Regions from separate parts of the Homo sapiens genome. Here region 2 is linked to region 1. A link is a loop called in an ENCODE intact Hi-C map of the cell type or tissue named here. Cell type or tissue: dorsolateral prefrontal cortex. All regions are shown on one strand. Each heading gives the region's core, and the rest is flanking DNA. Links, peaks and the distances in the headings are about the cores only.

The links. A loop is a pair of places that touch in the nucleus more often than their neighbours do. Peaks named below come from ENCODE experiments on the same cell type or tissue, not always from the same donor. Only the 100,000 strongest peaks of a DNase experiment are listed, where the experiment ranks them.
Region 2: a loop joins it to region 1, with 4 times the contacts of the local background. A loop is called at or near these places in 6 of 110 quality-filtered maps.

What each region holds. Positions count from the first base shown.
Region 1 is chr4:40,928,614-40,937,616 of GRCh38, reverse strand. APBB2 (amyloid beta precursor protein binding family B member 2) reads left to right here. Exons shown (of 18, transcript NM_004307.2): 8 at 2,478-2,540; 9 at 2,918-3,003; 10 at 3,101-3,161. Among named protein-coding and RNA genes, the nearest start is that of NSUN7, 180 kb to the right of the region's middle. In dorsolateral prefrontal cortex, for the core only: a CTCF peak has its summit at 3,956 (motif pointing left); DNase peaks (open chromatin) are centred at 3,706 and 3,979; H3K27ac peaks cover 5,230 bases.
Region 2 is chr4:41,055,453-41,064,455 of GRCh38, reverse strand. All of the region lies in intron 4 of APBB2 (amyloid beta precursor protein binding family B member 2), which reads left to right. Among named protein-coding and RNA genes, the nearest start is that of APBB2, 150 kb to the left of the region's middle. RefSeq lists an enhancer at 285-785. In dorsolateral prefrontal cortex, for the core only: no CTCF peak of the experiment used is centred there; DNase peaks (open chromatin) are centred at 3,309 and 3,635; H3K4me3 peaks cover 761 bases; H3K27ac peaks cover 5,003 bases.

The sequences.
Region 1 (9,003 bases), core at 332-8,331:
CTGAGTTTTGTGCTAAAGGATTTCCTTAAGAGTGCCCGTGTTAAGTTTTTGTAAAATCACTATACAGAGCCTTTGTTTATTTAAATCTGTAAAAGGTGATTGTTGGACATTTGCCATCTAACTCATGTTTCCATAACATGAGAGCTGGATTCTGACAGTCTTAATACTGTTTTTAGCTTTTGCTTTACAGATACCCTTATGTCCAAAGAGTAAATGCATTAAAAATTTTAAAAACCACACACACGCAGAGAACTGTTTTAATTAGGTACTGAAGACTTTTCTGAGTACTTGTTTTAGAAAATACTCTTCTTTTACTTTCTGTAGCCTCAACATATAGGGTCCCTTGGGGATAATTTCTGAAATTCTTTTTGTGAGGTAACTTTGTTTTTCTTGTTTCTTTATAAATTTCTCCACAAAGACACAATTATCTTGGGTCTTCCTAATTCATCATCTGATTATCCTTTTTTAAAGTTCAACTTAACAACAAATATTGCTCACATGTAAACAGTGATGACAATTTGAGGCCATATAAGCTTGTTTTCTTTTTGAAAAAGAAATTCTAGCTTAAAATTTTATTTTGTACTTGATATTTCAGGTCCTCATCTCACATCCATATTAGTAGCCCTACAGTGGTCCAAACCGAAATTGGTCACTGGCCCATCTGGAAATATGAGAAAAATTGGGCATCTTTCTCTCAGGAAAATGTACATGTACAAAACCCCGCACCCATTTCAGGGGTTCATAGCTCCTCCGAGCTAACAGGTTAAGATTGCCCTAGGTTATTAATTTTCTCTTCATAAAGACTGAACACTGCTTCTGGGGGTAGAGTGAGGGGAAAGGTAAGGGATTGGGCAACATTCCTGCCCTTTATTCATTAAGAGAAATTATTTTTTAAAAGTAAATATAGTGGTCTAAGTTCCCATTTTATTTTGAAAAGCTGCAGTTTAGGTGCCTAGACCAAAAATGAAAATGACACCACATGTGCAATAGTAATAATGGGTCTAAATTTGAAGTGTCTTTGCTCTCAGAGAGGCTTGCAGAGTTTGGTAAGTGCATGTTGCACCAGGCGCCATGGCTTACGCCTGTAATCCCAGCACTTTGGAAGGCCTAAGTGGGAGGATCACTTGAGCTCAGGAGTTCAAGACCAGCCTGGGTAGCATAATGGAACCCCCATCTCAACAAAAAAGTTTTAAAAAATTAGCCAGGTGTAGTAGCATGCACCTGAATAGTCCCAGCTACTCAGGAGGCCAAGGCAGGAGGATTGCTTGAGCCAGGAGGTCAAGGCTACAGTGAGCTGTGATTGGGCCACTGCACTCCAGCCTGGGTGACAGAGTGAGACCCTGTCTCAAAAAAATTTTTAAACAAAATAAATGCATCTTTCGACGCACAAGACATTTAAGCTTAGTTTTTTTCTGCTTTTAGTGGTTTTTAAAACTGTATCAATGTTGTGAGTAAAAGTTATGGGTCATTATTCACTTCTCATTTTCAAAGAACTTCAGTTGAAAAGTGATTTAGCTGAAAAGTTTTGATGGTTGATTTCTTATACAAACAGATTTGCCTAACCAGTCAGTAAAGCAATTCACAAGACTGTCCCTGAGTTTTATTAGCCTTGCTTGCTTATTTCCCCAAATCTTAGATGAAAAATACTTGAATATTCACTAGGCCTAGTAGAAAGAAAAGACATTTTCTCATTGTCTGAGGTGGATGGAGCAGTTGTTTAGATTTGGAAATCAGTTATTGCAAGAGCTCTCGCAACAAAGCCAGGCTTCATGCCTTGCACTATAATTACGTTTAGAAAATCATTTCATGATCAAGTATTAATTTGTGAAGAAGCTTTTGAAGCAAAAAAAAAAAAGTAGAGCTTTTATGAATTAGAGAAATTTATGTTAGACTGTTTAGAGTTGTTTTTTGTTAGGTTAAATTTCCGCCAAGTGTTGATGTCAGTCTGTGTTCTTCACTAACCCTCTCTCCCCATCATTCTCCTTTTTTTCTTTTAAGTGAAAATATCTTGACCCCCAACTTTTGGGGCCCTCAGCCATGGGCATTCCCTAGTTTCCAAACAAACACGGTACCCGTCCCTCATTCCACCCCCACCACCAGAAAACAGTTCTGTTTGGTTTATAGGGAGGAAAATGATTATTATGGAATTAGGTATGCTAGTTATTGAATACTTGGAATTATATTGTTTGCTTTTAAAATTACCTTAAGGAAATAACTTCACTGTCTGCTTCTAATAATGTTTAGTCATTTATTTGGTAAGTAATTAAAGCACCATCACTCTCCTGCCCTCGTCTTCAGGTGATAATCTAGACATAGAGGGAGTGAGCCAACAAGTTGCTGTTAGAGTTAACTTGTTCCCTAACCCATCTTGTGAATATCAATGCTAACAACAGTGTCTTGTGTTTTTTTTTTTTCTTTTCTTTTCTTTTTCTTTAAATCAATGTGCTTTTTTCCTATGTGAATAATTATATGTCTAGAAACAGCCATGGAGTGATTTTGCTGTTCTGAATGGGGGAAAGATTAATAGTGACATTTGGAAGGCAAGTATATTGTCAGATCTTAGATCATTTAATATTTTATCCTTTCTGCATGGCTGTGGCTGTATATTTTTCTTCTTTGTGAATATCATGCATTCTGCAGGGACACAGTGATCGGGCTTCTTGCTAGGGGCATTCAGCTCACACTCCTGTTGCCTTTTTTTGGTGTCTCCCATTGTGAATGCCCTAGGTTCCCCGTTGTTTTGTAAGAACAGGAGTTTGCACCAGTCAGCATTCAACAGTCCTTGCATGCCTTTCTCTGCCTAAGCTCACGTACACTCTCTGCCTCTTGCTGGGAAGACGTTTCTCCCCTTTGATATTTGAGGCAATGAATGGTCTTCTCCCCCATTGTACATTAACAAGGTTCTATTTTCCTCTAGGATTTGCATGCAGCCACTGTTAACCCGGACCCCAGTTTAAAAGAGTTTGAAGGAGCAACCCTACGCTATGCATCTTTGAAACTCAGGTAGGACATTAGTAGGATCGACCTGCTGTCAATGTATGGCTTTGTGCAGATAGTTTGCAATAGAATTCTAAGTCCACTTTTCTGTTTTTCTGCCTAGAAATGCCCCACACCCTGATGATGATGATTCTTGTAGTATCAACAGTGACCCAGAAGCCAAGGTTTGTAAAGACTTGCTTTCAGCCACCAGGTTATATTCTTAGATCCAAATAATGACTTTGGATCATTGTCCAGTTTTTACAAACCATCAACCCAGAGCCATTTAATAAGTAATTATCCCTCAATTTTCTCTTTCCTAATCTCCCTGACACTTGAAGAAAACCCCTAGGCTAAGTTAGGTTTGGGGGGATTTCTAGAACCATCAAGACTCTGCCTGTATCTCACTACGTCAGCTCTTTGCACAATGTAATAAATTACCATTATTGTTCAAATGGGTGGGCTTTAGAAGTCTTTAAAGATACACCAGGCTCTGCCTTGCAAAGCAATGGGAGAGGAAGCTAAACAGGTAGGGTGTGAGACCCCTCCCACCTACCGCCACCAGAGCAGCCTCATATCTGTGCAAGGTGAAATCTCTTTGCCATTCCTGTCATAAACACAGATTGGATAATTAGGTTTTATGATGGAAAACTGGGGGCAGTTGGGGCAAACTTGTGTCCATTTTGTTTCTGGACTTCTGGTAGGTTGCTAACAGAGCCAGCTTTCTGGGCATGTGGCCAGTGCAGCTGCACAGGCCCCACAATGAGAAGGCCCCTGTGTGTGGGGATGAATGCTTCAAGGTTGCTGTCAGGAAATTCTTAATCTTTGAATTTGTATCTTATAAGTCAAGTCCAATGGAATGTCCATGAGAGGGCTGGGCTTTGGATTGCACACAGTCCTGCCACCTCCCAGCGTCCCTGTGCGGTTCTCACCTTCTGGCCCCCCGGCATCTCAGGCCCTGCCAGACCTCCCTATCTCCCTCCCTACGTAGAGACTTCTACTGCCCTCTACCGCGGAAGAGACATGGGTGTGAGCACGGGAGGGTTGGGGTCAAGTGCACACTCCCTGGGTATCTTGGGATTGGAGCGTGGTGGTGACCAGCCCAGTCTGGGCTGGCAACACTGCTGTGTGTTCCACAGGCGACTCAGTGGGGGTGAGCCTCTTGCCTACCCGCAGTCCAGGCACCTAGCATGTCCCAACACTGATGTTGCAATACATTTATGGGCCACCCATCTGCTGTGGGTTGAGATTGTGGGGCCATGGGAAGAGAGGGTTCCTGGCTTGATTTACCCGCCCCTGATCAGTGCATGGTGCATCTGTCCAGCAGCTGATGGGAGAGGGTACCCAGAAGCCAATGGTCTGTGTGCAGGTACCAAGATATGGACAGGGCCCTGAGTGTTTGTAAGGGTTTGCACTTACAAGTATCCCCATGCCTGAGGGATTGTAACATTAAATAGCAATTAAAAAACACATTAACGGCCAGATGTGGTGCCTTACGCCTGTAATCCCAGCACTTTTGGAGGCCGAGGGCGGCGGATCACCTGAGGTCAGGAGTTCAAGCCCAGACTGGCCAACATGGTGAAACCCCGTCTCTACTAAAAATACAAAAATTAGCCAGGCTTGTTGGCACATGCCTGTAATCCCAGCTACTCAGCAGGCTGAGGCAGGAGAATCACTTGAACCCAGGAGGCAGAGGTTGCAGTGAGCTGAGATCGCGCCACTGCACTCCAGCCTGGGTGACAGAGCGAGACTCCATCTCGAAACAAAACAAAACAAAACATCTTAACAAGCCAAGAGAAAGCATACGGAAGAAAGGAAAAACTTTTATGTTTTATTATTGTTTGTAGCGTCTTCCCCCTGCTTTTTGAACGGGGCGGGGGCTTGCATTTTCGTTTTGCATTTTTCATTTACAAGTTATGCATCTGATCTTCGGTGCTAACAACCATGGAATTCCACCTTGTCTACTTCAGCACCTTCCCCTCCCCTCCCCTTCACCCTCCTGTGCCATGGAGAGAGAAAGAATCTTCCCAGATTCTTTTTTATTTGTTCTGAATCCCAAAGCAGATCTGTGTCTACAAGTAACATCGCAAATAGGTTTTCTTAGTAGCACTTAAGAGGGGAACACCATACAGGTTCAAAACCTTGACTCCTTTGCCAGAAACTGCCATATTGCCAGTTGGTTCTGTAAGTATCTTAGGGCTTGCAGTGAAATCTGTGCTGCTTCTGGTCAAGTCAGCTTTGTTCTGAGCACAGCCAGTAATATCATGGCCACTCTAGAGCCAGTGGCATTCTGAACAAGTCCTTGGGCTGCTTCTAACATTGCTGGTCTTTAAAGATAAATTTTATGGTAAGGAACGCAGGTTGTGAACAATTTGCTTTGCTACTTGATGTTTTACAAATTCTATCAGCAAAGGCTGGAAGAGGAGCAGTGAATATCTCTGTCCACCACTAAGGGCTGGGGCAGTGATGTATGTGGAGCCAGGGTGTGAAATTGACAAGAGGGAAAGCATGGAATGGAGATGGAATTGTAATAGGAATAGGAGGACTGGTTCCATTAAATCCAAGTCAGTGGGTTGGGCTTTCTCTTTTTCCCTTCCGGCTGTGTTGCTTACTGAATTCTTTATCTGCCACCTTTTTATTGCCAGCATGTCTATTTCAATGCCTGTTATGAGTCTGTTCACGTTAGTAAGGAAGCTCAGCTTTGTCTTACGTTCCTAAAGCTGTGCTTAGTTTTAAACAACAACAAAAAATACATGCATTGTATTATTCATCTGTGTCTTACTTTGTTCCATAGAAGATGTGAGGAGACTTCTAAGAACAAACACTTTAAAAAAAAAAAAAGGGCACAGAAAATATAAGAGAATAATCAGTGCATCAGTCTGGGCTGGAATAATATAGAGAGTAAGGAAAGATCAGCCTAGGGAGAATGAAAAACCTACAGCTTTTCAGATCTCAAGATTTGCACAGCTGCTAACATGGACCTGCAGGTGGGGTTTTCTGTGTGTGCCTCCTGGTGATTATTTAACCTGAGGATTTTTAGCATGAATGGAATGAATGCCTAGAAGGGCTCATCAGAATCTTGAAAGGACTTTTGCAAGCTGGTACAGTGGCTTGTGCCTGTAATCTCAGCACTTCGAGAGCCCAGGAGTTTGAGACCAGCCTAGCAACATAGCAAGACCTTGTCGCTACAAAAAAATAAAAAAATAGCTGGGTGTGGTGTCCCATGCCTGTGGTCCCAGCTACCTGGGAGACCGAGGTGGGAGGAGCCTGGGAGGTAAAGGCCGCAGTGAGCCATAATCGAGGCACTGCTGTCCATGAGAAGTCCATGAGTTCAGAGCTGACTTCAGTGAAGACACATTGGAGGAGCTTCCATCCCCTATCGGAGTCATTCCTGCCTGTTTTGTGTTGCCTGGGGGCCAGAGCCAGCACCTCAGAGGGAGGAGTGGCAAGACCTAGGCTTTCTGGATGTTCCAGTGCCTTTGTAGAATAAGTTACTCACCTTACATGACCCTTTACATTCTTGCAGTCCACCAAGAACCAAGGAACCAAGTGGTCCCCTCCCCCGAAAAATCCTGACTTTAAAAATAATATTTGGGCTGGGCACAGTGGCTCATGCCTGTAATCCCAGCAGTTTGGGAGGGTAAGGCAGGCAGATCAAGAGGTCAAGAGATCGAGACCATCTGGGCTAACACAGTGAAACCCCGTCTCTACTAAAAATACAGAAAATTAGCTGGGCATGGTGGTGGGCGCCTGTAGTCCCAGGTACTCAGGAGGCTGAGGCAGGAGAATGGTGTCAACCCTGGAGGCGGAGCTTGCAGTGAGCCGAGATTGTGCCACTGCACTCCAGCCTGGGCGACAGAGCGAGACTCCGTCTCAAAAAATAAATAAATAAATAAAAATAATATTTGATATACTATGGAATTCTAAATATAGTCTGTGAGGAATGATTACTTAAAAGTTATTATAGAAAATATCTTCCTTACTCCCTACTTAAAACTTACATGCTGAAAAAAATAAAAATTATTTTTAGACTGTCAGGATGGGGACACTTCCAAATCCTCTTCAGCTACTACTCTGAATCTGGGCACCTTAATCAGTTGTTCAGTGAAACCTCTAAATAGCAATGGCAACACAAAATCACCACACACATACACACGCATACGCGCACGCGCACGCGCGCGCGCGCGCGCGCACACACACACACACACACACACACACACTTCCCCAAAGAGCAAAGTCTTTTTCTAACTCTGAAAATGTTTTTTGAACCTACCAAAATTTTTATGCAGTAAAGTCTTTGTACTTGATAGCCATATATGTGTGTTTGTATATAATTCTGAGTCTCCTGTTTAACTTTTTATTTTGAAATAATTACAGATTTGTAGAAAAGTTGCAAATATTGAGTTCTCCTAGACCCCTTCACCTAACTTTCCCTAATATTAACTTCTTCATAATCATGGTACATCGGTCAAAACTAAGACATTAATATTGATATCATATTATTTGCTATAAACTTTATTCACATTTTCTCATTTTTTCCACTAATAACCTTAATCTGTTCCAGGACCCAGCCTAGGAGACTGTGTTGCATGTAGTGAGCTCTTGAAAAATTATTTCACATGCTCCTCTGTGTAGTCCTCGGCCTGGTCACTCCTAATTCCATGGTAATATTTCATTTAATTAATAGCACCGTAATCTGTCTAGGCACCAGTATCCATAGGAGGAGTTTTTCCCCCACTACAGAGCAGAGCTACAACTTCATAAAAATAGGTGACTTCTTTTTCTTTTAAATTATTGCTTTGGTATAGGTTGCTAAAACTGGTATTACTGGGGCAAAGGCTATCGGTTTTATTGCTTCTGTCACTTATTGCAAAATTACTTTCCAGAAAGCCTGCAGCAGCATATAATCCCATCAGTAATATCCTAGAGTACTCCTCTTTGTCCACGTATCAGTTCACTCTAGGCTTTGTCATTTGTATTTATTCATCTTAGTTTATTGTGTGTGAGCTACTACCCCCTAGTTTTAAAATTTCCCCTTATTGGCCCAGTGCGGTGGCTCACGGCCTGTAATCCCAGCACTCTGGGAGGCCACGGCGGGTGGATCACGAGGTCAGGAGATCGAGACCATCCTGGCTAACATGGTGAAACCCCATCTCTACTAAAAATACAAACAATTAGCTGGGCATGGTGGTGGGTGCCTGTAGTGCCAGCTACTTGGGAGGCTGAGGCAGGAGAATGGCATGAACCCAGGAGACAGAGCTTGCAGTGGGCTGAGATCGCATCAGCCTGGGCGACAGAGCAAGGACTCTGTCTCAAAAATAAATAAATAAATAATTTCCCCTTATTAAATTATCATAGACACAGGACATTTCCTCTGAAACTCTCTTTCTTTCCATTCCTGGCTGTTTTTTCCTCTTATTTTTCTATGCACTTTAAAAGTAAATTTTTATTCAGAAATAATTTTAGATTTACAGCAAAGTTACAAAGATAGTACAGAGTTCTCATAGCCCCTTCTCCAGATCGCCGTCATGTTGTATCCTACAGAATCACAGTACAAACAAAGAAATTAACATCAATAGAAAATTATTAATAAACACTGTATTCTGATTTTTAATAAACACTGTATTCTGATTTTACCAGTTTTTCTTCTAATGCCCTTCTCTGTTCCAGGATCTAATCTAGGATGCCATATTGCATTTTAGTCTCTATGCATGTATTCATTCGTTCGTTCATTCATTCATTCATTCGTTCATTTTGAGACGGGAGCTCACTCTGTCATCCAGGCTGGAGTGCAGTGGTGCGATCTCGGCTCACTGCAACCGCCGCCTTCTGGGTTCAAGTGACTCTCCTGCCCCTGCCTGCCGAGTAGCTGGGATTAGAGGTGTACACCACCACACCCAGCTAATTTTTTTATTTTTAGTAGAGACAGGGTTTCACCATGTTGGCCAGGCTGACCTCGAATTCTGATCTCAAGTGATCTATCCGCCTTGGCCTCTCAAAGTGCTGGGATTACAGGCATGAGCCACT
Region 2 (9,003 bases), core at 245-8,244, 130 kb before region 1:
GGGTAATTCCCCATAAGTGCTTTTGCCCCCATATCCTTTCTGTAATTATGCTTATTCATATTCATCTTTAAGTCCTATTACCTTGTGCAGCTCAGTTTTTTTCTTTATAGGAAAGTTATGGCTGGGCTCATGCCTGTAATCCCAGCAGTGGCTCAAGTCTGTAATCCCAGCATTTTGGGGCCAGGCGTGGTGGCTCACGCCTGTAATCCCAGCACTTTGGGAGGATGAGGCGGGCGGATCACAAGATCAGGAGATGGAGACCATCCTGGCTAACACAGTGAAACCCCGTCTCTACTAAAAATACAAAAAATTAGCCAGGTGTGGGGGCGGGTGCCTGTAGTCCCAGCTACTCGGGAGGCTGAGGCAGGAGGATGGCGTGAACCCGGGAAGCGGAGCTTGCAGTGAACCGAGATCGCGCCACTGCACTCCAGCCTGGGCGACACAGCACTCCAGCCTGGGCGACACAGCGAGATTCTGTCTCAAAAAAAAAAAAAAAAAAAAAAAATCCCAGCATTTTGGGAGGCTGAGGTAGGCAGATCACTTGAGCCCAGGAGTTTAAGACCAGCTTGGGCAACATGATGAAACCCTGTCTCTACAAAAAATACAAAAATTAGCCAGGTATGGTGGCATGTGCCTGTAGTCCCAGCTACTCGGGAGGCTGAGGTGGGAGGATTGCTTGAGCCCAGGAGGTACAGGTTGCAGTGAGCTGAGATTGCACCACTGCATTCCGGCGTGGGTGACAGAGCGAGACTCTGTTTCAAAAAAAGAAAAAAGAAAGCAAAGTTAGAACCACCCTCAAGCCCTCACCCAGACAATTGTTTGTAAAGTAAGTCAGACAGTTAAAAGCAGTGGCACTTTATAGCAGTAGGGAGGGATAGCTGATAATAGAATAGGGATTCGGACCAACAACCAGCATTAAAGCCAGCAGTGTTGGGGTAAACAGCTCTTCACATATTTTCAGATATTGTTAGCATCTCCAAGGGTGTTACAGATTTACTCTGAAATTATCAATTTTCATAGTGAGCATCATCAGAAAAAAGTTTACACCTGTACCCTGTATAACAGGGATCTGCATACTGTAGCCAATAGGTCAGATCCAGCCCATGCTTATTTTTATAGGAGCTGAGGGTGGTTTTTATATTTTTAAATGGTTACATTTTAAATGGTTATATAAGCACCTACATAATCTCTTTTTTGTCTCTTGGCCCTCAAAGCCTAAAATATCTGTGAGCCTGTTAAGAAAAAATTTGCCCACCCCTATGTAGAAGAAAGTTGAAGGGCATGTACTGCCATTGATCCAAGTGAAATTGTTAGTACTTGAGCATTTTTGACATACAGAAGGTTAATTTCATATGGTTCAAGCTAATATATTTTGAGAACATCGTTCTTTCACAGTGGTTAAAATGCTAACATTTGGGCTCTTGGAGTGGAAGAAGTAAATTTATCTGAAAAATTCACATATGTGGACTTGCTCCTTTTTTCATCTTAGAGAATGACACATTGGCCATCAGCTGAGTGCCTTTCCAGAGATTACCGAAGGGCCCTGAGCTGCAGAGGTGTGTGCTGTCCAGTAATTGCAAGGAAGCTCTTTATTTTCATTTGACTTGTTTCTTACTAAAAGCTCTTTAGGAGAAAACTATCTTCTCCTCACTGGGTGCCAGAAACGTGCTACCTGTGCTCAGCGTAGAGATTGCTGCCCCGAGGCCTCTGCTGAGCTTGTCACTTTGTGCCTTTTTTCTGGTGGAGGGAGAGTGAGTGACTGCTTTTCCGGGGGCACACATCTGCATAACACATTGCCTGAAATGCCCTTCCCTGGAACTAGAGTGTGGTTCGTACCCTCTCATGGTTTCCATCTCTGATTTCTTTTCCCGGTGTTGATCCCTCAGTCCAAGGCATGAACACTGTTACTTATTTTATTTGATTTGTTCTCCATTCCTCCCTTCTGCGTACTCCTTTGTAGCTTGCTTCTCCTGATCATTAAATAAGATTTGGCTGGGTGCTGTAACCCCAGCACTTCGGGAGGCCAAGGTGGGCGGATCACCGGAGGTCAGGAATTCGAGACCAGCCTGGCCAACATGGTAAAGCCCCATTTCTACTAAAAAAAAAAATACAAAAATTAGCTGGGTGTGTTTGAGGGCGCCTGTAATGCCAGCTACGAGAGAGGCTGAGGCAGGAGAATTGCTTGAACCTGGGAGGCGGAGGTTGCAGTGAGCCAGGATTGTGGCATTGCACTCCAGCCTGGGCGACAAGAGCAAAACTCAAAATAATAAATAAATAAATAAATAAATAAATAAATAAGATTTGCTTGTTGAAACCTCAAGCTGACGTTCTGCAGAGGCTACTCATAGCAGAAAGAAATGTTAACCTTAGCAGCCCTTGCTGCCCTCACATAAGGCAGGAAAGCCAATTTGACCTGGGGCCTGCTCACCAGGCCTGTGTCTGAACAGGGCCACAACTGTTCCCTGGAGAAGGGAAACGATTTCAGTAAAAAACAACAGCAACATGCCATAGTTAATAATTTTATCATCAGGTGTGGTCGGAATCATCAGTCAAGGGTCAGCAGTGCATACTGCTGTGCTCTACATTGTTTTTGAGGCTTGTATGTCAGACTGGAGTTTTAATTTTCTTTCTTTCTGTTTTGAGATTATTCTGCCTTTCCAGGCTATCTCCTTTCAGGACAGGGTGCTGCTCTTGGATGGAATGCAGAATGGCATCCATTGAGCACGAAAATAAGAAGTAAATAGCTAGAGCTGTTCTTGCCAGGCTTTTCATACAGATATTTGTGTTTATGTTAAAACTCCAGTTTTAAAATGAGTCATGTGCCACATAACAATGTTTCAATCTATGATGGACTGCATGTACAACAGTAGTCCCATAAGATTATAAGACCCTATTTCTCCTGTACCTTTTCTATGTTTAGATATGTTTAGGTGCCCAAATACTTATCATTGTATCACATTTGCCTGCGGTATTCAGTACAGTAACACGCTGTACAGGTTTGTAGCCTGGGAACACTAGGCTCTGCCATCTAGCCTAGGTGTGTAGTAGGCTGTGCCATCTAGCCTCGGTGTGTAGTAGGCTGTACCATCTAGGTTTGTGTAAGAACACTCCATGGTGATGTTTGCACAGCAATGAAATCGCCCAACGATGCATTTCTCAGAATGTATTTCTGTTGTTCAGCAACACATGACTATATTCCAGGAATTGCTAATAAAAATTGCATATTTGTTCATTTTTGTCTGTACCTATCCATTCCTTTGGATGACTGCAGCCACCACTGCAACTGCAGCTGTGAGGATCTGGACTGTTACAATAGCTTCCAGACCTTGGCCTGCAGTCTCTTTGCCTGCAAACTTAACTCATGCATAGTAGCCAAATGAATCTAACTGAGGCATGGCTCTGACCATGCCGCTTCCCTGCTGAAAATGTTTAGTGTGTCCCCACTAGTTTAAAAGGTCACCCTGGTATTTGAGTCCTTTAGGTTTCCTTTCACTGCTCCTTATTTTTATTACCCATTACTCATGATGAATGATCGTTATTGTTGTTAGTATTATTGCTATTCAGTAGACATTTATAGTAGTCTGTGTGGGCTGCTCCTGCCAGGGTACACCCTGTGCCTTTGGGTCACGTGCCTTTGCTCCTGCTGTTTCCCCTCTGGTATGTGGATCCATCTTTTGGTAACCCGCTAAAATCCTGCTTTTGCCATGGGGTGCAGCAGAGTCGTTCTCTTTCCCAGGGAGTTTTCCTGGTTTCCCTGCTGGAAGCACGTGTTCCTGCAGCTCTTAAATCTCCCTCTTGATGCTTGCTTGTGTCCTAAATTCCTTTTATATTTTGGCACATGTATATAATTTGTCTGAACTCCAGTACTATTTCCCTCCTCTCCTCTGTGAGTGAGGACACTATTATATCTACGGTAGTTGCTCCAGTATTTGTGGAGTCATCTTGGGCTAAGGGGTGGAACTGGATAATAACCATCCTCAGAGCCTGTGCCAGCCACGACTGAGGGGGAGGGAGTAATTGGAGCCTGACGCTGAATAAATGCTTAATAATATATATCGAATGGATGAATGAATGAAGTACTTGCTTAGAAACTTAGCTCAGCATTGATAAGGGGAGAAATTCTTTGCATATTACAAGTTTTTGCAAATCCTGTTTTCCAACACACATGGTTCTCTTTAGCTTTAGTTGTATTCATGGTAACTTTTTCCTGAACAACCGCTATTTACTTTTCTATTTCTAGCTCTTGGGCACAGGTTTTGCCAGTTGTGTCGACTGTCTCTTTTGGTAAATTGTTTCTTGTTTGGTGTTAAGCTTTCACTGTAAGTCTCTTCAGTAGAGGTTGTTTTATGTGGGAGTCCTGTACAACTAGGATTGTGCAAATCCCCCACTTTCTCATTTTCCTCAGTTAGTGCCCCATGGGTGTCCTGGCTTCTGGACCAGTGTTATTGTTATTATTATTATTTTATTTTTTTTTGAGACGGAGTTTTGCTGTTTGTTACATAGGCTGGAGTGGAGTGGCACGATCTTGACTCACTGCAACCTCTGCCTCCCGGTGCGGAGACCAGCTTGGTCGGGGAGACTCTAACCCAGCGGCACTAGAGGAATTAAAGACACACACACAGAAATATAGAGGTGTGAAGTGGGAAATCAGGGGTCTCACAGCCTTCAGAGCTGAGAGCCCCGAACAGAGATTTACCCACATACTTATTAACAGCAAACCAGTCATTAGCATTGTTTCTATAAATAATAAATTAACTAAAAGTATCACTTAAGGGAAATGAAGGGATGGGCCAAATTAAAGAAATAGGTTGGGCTAGTTAACTGCAGCAGGAACATGCCCTTAAGGCATAAATTGCTCATGCTATTGTTTGTGGCTTAAGAACGCCTTTAAGCGGTTTTCCGCCCTGGGCGGGCCAGGTGTTCCTTGCCCTCATTCGCGTAAACCCACAACCTTCCAGCTTGGGCGTTAGGGCCATTGTGAACATGTCACAGTGCTGCCGATATTTTGTTTATGGCCAGTCTTGGGGCCAGTTTATGGCCAGATTTTGGGGGGCTTGCCCCCAACATCCTGGGTTCAAGCAATTCTCCTGTCTCAGCCACCTGAGTAGTTGGGATTACAGGCGCCTGCCACCATGCCTGGCTAATTTTTGTATTTTTAGTAGAGATGGGTTTTCACCATGTTGGCCAGGCTGGTCTCAAACTCCTGACCTCAGGTGATCCGCCTGCCTCGGCCTCCCAAAGTGCTGGGATTATAGGCGTGAGCCACCTCGCCCAGCCTAATGTTATTGTTTTCTTGGCTTGGGGACCTGATGCTTCATGGGTGTTCTGTATTTGGATGCCATACCTCTAGGTGGGAGCCGTTTAAATTTTGATTTCTTGTTGGTGAGATATGACCCTTTGTTCTCCAGGGTTCATCAGGATCTCAGCCCCTACACACTAAGCCTGTCTCATGTTCTGATAGCCTTTTACATCTTCAGAGCTTTAACTTTCTCTCATCTGACTTTAAGTTCTATCTTTGGTTCTGGCCCAGGGATTTATTTCTTGTGATTTTGATTTTTTTCTTAGTATTTTCTTAGTTGTTAATGATCTCTCCCTCAGTTTTTCCACGTGTTTGAAACAGGCAGAGCCCTTCCCTGTCACCTCAGCTCACCATGTTGATTGGAAACTTTATTACCACCATCCTATTAAAGAATTTTAAGATATTTTTGTCACCAAATTGCAATCCCTGATTTCTGCAGAACTTTAGATGTTAAGTATTAATTCAGTGAATGGGTGCTCTGCACATCCCTCTACTGAGATGCCATGAACCTGAGTAACCACATTTTTGTAGTGTAGCATAGTCTTATCCGTGGCTACCTCCTTACTTGTAGATAACTTTCTGTGCATGTCTCAGAGTCCGTCAGTTAGATTCTAGATTTTTACATGGCATGTGAACCCAACCTGTAAAATTGGTGATCTGAGGCCTGTTGACCGCCATTATTTTCAGATACTCATAAATACAGACCTTGTTTTCACATACCTAGTACATAATCTTACATCTTGATGTTGAGACTAGTAAAGAAAGGTTACTTCTATGTATTTATCTTTCACTGAAGAAAGAAATGAAATTTCAATAGTCCAAATTAAGTCCCTTCTTTGTAACTTGCTCTTGCTTTTTTTTTTTTTAAACCTCTCTTGTAATTCGCTACTTCCAGGGTAGAGATTTGCAGTCTTATTTTGTTGTAATAAAAGAGTGTCCTTTTTGTTTGGATGCTCTGGATCTATCACTTTCCCTTTTCCAGCAAATAGAGTGGGACTAAGAAGCCCTGTGACAAGTCTTCACCAGGAGGAATCGGATGCCCTGGAAAGAAGCCTACCTGGTGTCTGCTTTTGTTGCAGAATGAGACTCTGGAAACATGCCAGAATAGTCTTTGGAGGGACTTTAGTCCTTTTTCCCTTCCCTATACTCCACATGAAGAGGATTAGGATGCTGGGGGTAGGTCAGAAAGGGTCCCATGTGTGTGAGAGGACAGGCTTTGCCCCTGAAAAAGATGAGAAGAATGTGTTGTCCTCAGGGCAGGAGGCACAGCACCTCTGCTAAAGGAAGAGCGGGGAGGAAATGCCCCAGCCAGACTTGGGAAGCTTAAGACCTATCTTCTGCGAGCAGCCTCCAGAAGGGAAAGGAGAAACACATGCAACTTTTTATGGGGCCTCATTTTGAAACCAAAGCAAAAGGACTTATTTTTCCAGGTTCTTGGACACTTGCTCATTTATGCAAACCTGAAATTGTCCTCAGGAGAAGTGAACTCTGCTGACCTTCCTTTGCACAAAAGGCCACAAAAATCCGTGCAAGATGAAACCAATAGAATTCTAAACGAATGACTTGGCATATTTATTTCAGAGTCATAAGATAGGTCAGTTTGTTGTTTGCCTCTGTAGCTTCTAGACCTTTCTGTTATGAATATATACTAAGAAAAAGAAAACAGCAACATATACTATTGAACATTGTATTTATTTTTGTTTTTGAGACGGAGTCTTACTCTTGTTGCCCAGGCTGGAGTGCAATAGCGCTATCTCGGCTCACTGTAACCTCTGCCTCCCGAATTCAAGTGATTCTCCTGCCTCAGCCTCCTGAGTAGCTGGGATTACAGGTGCCCACCACCACACCCAGCTAATTTTTGTATTTTTAGTAGAGAGGGGGTTTCACCATTTTGGCCAGGCTGGTCTTGAACTCCTGACCTGAGGTGATCTGCCCGCCTCAGCCTCCCAAAGTGCTGGGATTACAGGCTTGAGACACCGTGCCCTGCCTGAATATTTTATAGATGATGCTTTGTTAAAGGAATATCTAGACTTTTTAGTCTGTCTTTTTTGATTTTATGGAAAATACTTAAGTCCATGGGATTCCATTTGTTTTCTCCCCTGAATTCCTCCCTAGGAGTGTCCAATTTTTGGGAAAGTTGATCCCCCTCTCCCAGAGTACAAGAAAATTCCACAAAGAGCTTATGTTACATATTAGTTATTTGGAACTCAATACCAATAAATCCAACATGACTTGGCTAACTCTGGAAATCAGGCATACCTGCTGCCATCCTATCCTTGTGTCTTGGGCTTAGTTAGGGGTAAAGAGGATTCCTGTTGTTTTTGAACAAGAGATAGTAGCTTTTTGTTTTGAAATCACTGATCCTCACACCGCAGGATCCAGTTTAAGCAAGTAAGCGGGGTGCAGTTTATAAAGACGCTTCCCTTTTTTGAGGGAAAAGGTACAGTTAAGAGGAGATAGGGTGACCAGTGCCAATTAATAGGTAGAGACTGTGTTTGCTATACTCCGAATACTGTGTTGACTTCTCTGGGGTATTGAGAAGAGTTACATATTGCCCTCAATTCTTATATCTCATCTGTGGATGTGACCAAAGGTGGTAACTGTGTCATTTAGAATCAGTTTATGTGATGAAGCAGTTTAGAGGAGGGGAAGGCTGGTAAAGATGTGTGCAGTCAGTAAAGCCCAGGAGAACACAATTTCCAGATCATCTTCCTCCAACAGGACACAATGGTCTGGGGAGGAATGCAATTCAGATCAAGTTGTTGGCAGATCAGGCATGGGAATGCAGGTCTCCTGGGTGGGATTTGAAGGACACATTAAATGGTACATTACGGAGGGATCTGATGAACTGGGATCAAATGAGAAGGGCCTAGGGGAGTGCATATGCCAATAAGAACAAAGAGTATATTCTTAATAAGAAGTTACATTTATTTTACTTATTTTATTTTTTATATTTATTTATTTATTTATTTTTTTGAGATGGAGTTTAGCTCTTGTTGCCCAGGCTGGAGTGCAGTGCCGCGATCTCGGCTCACTGCAACTTCCGCTTCCCAGGTTCAAGTGCTTCTCCTGCCTCAGCCTCCCACAGGCACCTGCCACCATGCCTGGCTAATTTTTTGTATTTTTAGTAGAGACAGGGTTTCACCACATTGGCCAGGCTGGTCTTGAACTCCTGACCTCAGGTGATCCACCCACCTTGGCCTCCCAAAGTGCTGGGATTGCAGGGGTGAGCCACTGCGCCCAGCCAGAAGTTACATTTATTACCATTAAGTTATTAGCCACTTACATAGACACTGTTCTGAGCACTTAATGTGTATACTTTTATTCTTCACTACAACTCTGTTACATAGATGCAACTATTATCACTCAATGACAGGAAACTGAGGCACACAGGAGCTATAGAAGCAACTTACTTAAGCCTACACAGACAATGGTGGAGCTGAGATTTGAACCCAGGCCTTTCAGCTCCAGAGTCTGTGCTTTTAACCACGCTGTGTGCCTGCTTCAGTAGATGAGAGAGGAGTCAGAGGGGTGTGACAACCAAGAAAAGTTGTTGGGGAGAGAGGAAGTTCCAAGGTCAGGATTGCAGTGGAGCGGGTCCTAGAGATGTAGTGTTCATTTGGTGGCCACACGAAAGAGTGGGTGGTATAGAGGGCAGTGACAAGTCAACCTTATCAGGCAAGTCCTGGAACCAGGATGGCGAA